Linked DNA regions of Mus musculus: region 2 is linked to region 1. Evidence: chromatin loops called from intact Hi-C (ENCODE). Cell type or tissue: left cerebral cortex. All regions are shown on one strand.

What was found. Peaks named below come from ENCODE experiments on the same cell type or tissue, not always from the same donor. Only the 100,000 strongest peaks of a DNase experiment are listed, where the experiment ranks them.
Region 2: a loop joins it to region 1, with 4 times the contacts of the local background. A loop is called at or near these places in 5 of 42 quality-filtered maps.

The regions. Positions count from the first base shown.
Region 1 is chr1:193,584,998-193,587,497 of GRCm38, forward strand. No RefSeq gene overlaps it. Among named protein-coding and RNA genes, the nearest start is that of Gm31870, 69 kb to the right of the region's middle. In left cerebral cortex, a CTCF peak has its summit at 1,559; a DNase peak (open chromatin) is centred at 2,103; H3K27ac peaks cover 1,249 bases.
Region 2 is chr1:193,635,329-193,637,828 of GRCm38, forward strand. No RefSeq gene overlaps it. Among named protein-coding and RNA genes, the nearest start is that of Gm31870, 19 kb to the right of the region's middle. In left cerebral cortex, no CTCF peak of the experiment used is centred here; a DNase peak (open chromatin) is centred at 1,306; H3K27ac peaks cover 294 bases.

The DNA.
Region 1 (2,500 bases):
TCTTTCTATTTTCATGCACACACACACACATTTGCAAGTATACACATACAAACATCTTTCTAATGAAGGAAGACAATGCAGTCTTTTGAAAGGCCAGTGTCTAGACAGAGTTATTGCAGGTAGAGATTGGGACTTATTAATTATAGCAGATTATTTTCTGCCCATTTCCATATTTATGACTTGTCTTGGAAAGCCTTGGGTTTTTCAGAAGCCTTTTTAAGTATCAAGAAGGGACTTTGTACCCGTTTTGTATTGGCCCTTAAAAGGAGGATTCTGCATCTGAAGGGTGAGGGGTAGGCATGGCCCATCCATTTCTAGGCTTCTCAGCATGGAGGCACACTCTTTCCTGGAACTCTGCTCCTCTAAACCCAACCTTGACCTAACAAGAAATGCTCTCCTCCCCATCCCTACTCCCTAATGCTTAAGAGACAGCTCCAGCATGCTAAACCAATCCCCAACCTCATCTCCAGGGGATTCTACTTTCATAGGCAAACTACTAGATTTCTCTGGGGCCCAGATAGATTTCCATGAGTAGACCTCTAGCAATGAGTGAACAGAAGAAATGAGGATACAGATTCCCTATAAAAGACCTGAGACTCTATCCCCAGGGCAGTAGGATGGAAGAACTGAGTGAGGAAAACCAGCTCACACTGGTGGCTAACTGGAGAGCCTCACATACGATTTCAGATCTGAAATATCCTTCAGACTCCTATGAGTAAGCCTGGGTTCTCAGTTGGTGTTGTATGAGAAATGATTAGATTGGAAGGGCCTAATCTCATCAATGAATTAATCTGTTCAGAGTTTCATTGCTAACTTCATAGCTAAATGACTATTAGTGGGGGGCATAGTTGGGTGAAGTGGGTCACAGAGGTGTTGTACCTTTAAAGGGTCTTCCTTGTTTCTAGCCCCTCCTGTCTGCATCTCTTGCCCTTGCTCTCTCGGTCTGAACCACAGTGGATGAGTGGTTTTGTTTCATCCAGTGCCCCTCAGATGATCAACCTCACTTTGTGTCTGGAAACAATGCAGTGAACGGACAGGTCTCGGAAACCACGAGACATACGAATCTTCGGTTGTTTTCCTCTAGCACTTCGTCACAGTGATGGAAACTGGGCTATCACCATGGCAGAAGAATCCAATCACTTAGGGTACATGAGCATTATTGAGAGTTAGGAAAGAAAGAAACAGAAAGGCAGCTTTGTGGAATGTTTACTGGGGGACAGTGAATGAGGCCACTGAGAATGTTACTGTCCTTTGATTAAAATAAGATTCTCTGAAACATGACAGAAGTTGGTTCTTTAACTGTGATGTTGCAGTAGGGATGACGTTCTCAGATGAAATTAAGACACCTATTTCCTCAAACATTAAATTTGACTCCATAGTTGTGATCTGGTGGGAATAGAGGAATTTTTCTTTAGTGTACCAACCGTGGGGCAGGTAGGGGTAGTATTTGTACAGCTGCAGGGGTCAGTCATACATGGAATCTGTCAGACCTGAGAGACCTACTTCTGTCCTACATCTGTGTGGGACCCGGATGATTTCCTGCTGGCCTCTCTGGAACCTGGTCTTCTAGTGTTCAATTTGTGATACTGCAGATATACATGTCTGAGAGAAAGATCTAGCCCTGCATCTTGGCTAGCTTGGCCAAGGATAGCAAACTGTGAGCCAGGAAGTAAGAATTTGACATTCCCCTTTCAAACTAGCCCCTATGAAGAGTGCACATGCTGGGACGAGAGGCTCCCAGAAAAAAATCACAACAAAGTAAATGGAGTGTCTGGATGCAGGTGACTCAGTTGACACAAGCAGAGCCAGGAACTCTGCAGGAAGGTGGTTAACTCTGGTGAGAGCCCATCAACGCCCCGTAAATACTAGGGCCTCTTCCAGGTATCTGCAGTTTTCCGTGGCACACCGGTCTTGGTGGAGCACTGCAGATGCCACCAGAGCTGCTGCAATACTGTGGTCATGTGGGGACAGAGGCACAGACAGCCACTGAGTGAGTTGATGAAGTCTGGGCAACACAAGTTTATTCTATTTCTGGGCTTCCTTTCCACACGGCTCAGGGAAAGCTGTTGTTATTTCACTGAGTGAGATGGGGGAGAAGAAACAAGTTAAGTGTCAGCTGCACAGCGTAGTCTTGAAGAAGGTTGGCAGGAGGCAGCAGCCGTCCCAGCTGTACCACCGACACTCCAGTTCTCCCACTTGGAGTTGGGCTTCAGTGGATAGACTGTTTGCCACGTGTCTGCCTTTCCTGGCTCATGTTTCCCAACAGCCATAGATAACTTGGATGAAGTTATTAGTGGATCTGATTGTCTGCCTTCAACACTGTGTATAAACAGGCATGCTTATCTGTGTGGCTTTCTGGCTACCATTGTAAGGATAGGTAGAGAGAAGGTCTTTATTCGCTAGCCAAATATGGCATCCTGCTGTCCTTTTGGAGCAATGTGGCTTTGTCCTGGATCTTTTGGCATGAATTCTTCACAGGCTTTCAGATGTGTCAATTTTA
Region 2 (2,500 bases), 50 kb after region 1:
CTCTATTCCTTTAGGAACAGCATCCTGTTTGTGGAAGACTTTTCCTCTATTGGGACTGGAATTCATCCTGGAGCTCAAATATTCCCAGAACCATTGTATGGAATCTCTAAAACAGGCATGAACACACACATTCAGAGCACTGATTCTGATCTTAATGGATGGTAATCTAGCCTTAGAGGCACCTGTCTACTTATCCTTGCAGGGCCTGCCCTCCCTTGTTTGTCAGGCCCACCTCAATACCATTTCTATCTATCTATCTATCTATCTATCTATCTATCTATCTATCTATCTATCTATCTATCTATCTATCTATCTAGACTATGGTGGTCTATTAACTAGCCTTTTAGTCTACACTGGTCCTGCACTGGAGGTGGTAGAATTCTTGTATCATACCAAGGCCAGTGTCAGCTCCCCATTCTGAACTTGGAGCTGGATCATAGACAGAATGAATATGTACCTGGGGAAGGACTCAGTAAGTAGACAGTGAGGAGTAGTTCACTCCCCCTGACCCCCCAATGCTACCTGGGTAGAAGCATTGTGGGGAGAGGGTTACTCCTCACTGTATATGCTGGCTACATACTCTGGGGGAACTTTATGACTCTGAAGAAAACTGCAGCTCTTTGGTGGCTGTCCTTGTTGACATCTTCATTTTTTCAAAGATGAGAAAAATAAATCACTTTCCTAGGATACTTTAAATGTCACATTGCCTGAAGCAAGGGCAATGGATAGATGACTTCTCAAGGTCTTCTCCAACCTAAAGATTTTTATAGCCACTCATCCTGGAAATGTCCTCCCAGCTTGTGAGACCTCCAGGACTTTGCTTCTTGCCAAGTGTTATGGGGTGTACGGATGTTCCTCATTGTGAATCACGACACCTCTCAGATAACAGAAGCTTCTGTCACCAATATAAGCAAATCCCAAGTTCTTCCAGATGTCTAGGTGGTTTCCAGGCACCTCCAAATCGACAGGTTCTGTACTGGTTACAACTTTGTGTGTTTTGTTCCCTGGGAGAAATGAGGTACTTCATGCTGGCCCACAGAGCATCAAATACTGGTGGTGGGTGTCTGCTCCTCTTTGGTGCACAAGGTATAAACTTGAAAGCCATCATGAGCTATCCGCTTAGCAACTGGGTGACTTTATATGCATTACTTAAACCCCTTAAAGTCTGTTGAAAGTTTCTTCCCCTGTAAAGTTTTGGTAACAGTACATCTGTCCTGGAGGTGGGGTGATTCATCTGTAGTGTGCTTTGTCATCATCGCTAGGCTTCACTACAGATGCTCGGTGTATCGTAGACGTTGTCATTAACTCATGTTTTCTGTTTTTAGAATGGGGTTCCTTTCATCTTGGGGAGTCTGGGAAGCTTTGCTGTGTGTGGCTTTTCTCATGCTGGCATCTGTTCCAGCTCTGTTACCTCCCTTTCTCCATGGGTTCTCTACAACCCTCCCCAGTCAGGAGGCCAGTGGAATGCTGTCGGCCATTTGAGTTTTCTCTGACCTCTCACATCCCACTTGGTGGTCCTGTGTTTAAGGAAGGATCCCATCTGGTATCCAAGTGTGTCCTTCCTCCTCCCTGTAAGCACCCAGCACAGTGAGGCTGCCTTGACACCTACAAACCCTGGAGCTGTTCTTCCCCTGAGACAAAGTCATCTCCACACTTTACATCGTAGATCATATTGAGCTTTATTTGCACCACCACTGAGCTGGAAAAGAGACTAAGGTAGCCCACAGTTCCTTTATCCTCAAAACACAGCATCTCTAATAAAAAAAAAAAAAGCCTAGAAGGGTTTTCATTTGTGAGCCTAATGCTCAAATGAAAACGAGGCTCTGCTTTTGATTTTCACTTCTGTGTCAGTTTTCCAGTGGCTGCCATATCCAAAGTGTCAGGGACAAGCCTCAGCAACTCCTTGCAGTGGAATATAACAGTGGCAGCTCTTGGCACAAGACATGCAGGTGGCCAGATGTGCTCTCAGGGCCCCTTTGTTAATGCCCCAGCATAAGCAGACTAAATAGCTTTTAGAGCAGTGAGGTTGGAAGGCTGTTGGACTGCGCTCTTCTCTGCAGTGCACAGGATACATGGTGTCTCCTTTCCACCTTCACTGTGCTATCAGTCTGATTTAGTTACCAATCACTGTGAGAATGCAATTCTAATAATGCACTCATTTATGCAGAGGCGCTAATAATTTATTATACTGACCTTATCAAGGGCATTTCCATTTTCTTGAAGACCACCTGGAATGTGTTTCATCTCCAGCATGTCACGCTAATGAGGGGTTTCAGGCAGTCTATTGGTTGATTGAGAAAAAGTATTACTTGCTAAGGAGTGTCGCTCTCAAACCTCAAAGCACATGTAGAAGGGGGGCACAAGAATATATTGTATTCTAACCTGATTCTACACACACACACACACACACACACTCCAACTTATACCACAATCCTGCATATACCATATACCATAGCATAATATGCTGAGCATACCCATATATACCATACCTTCCCATACC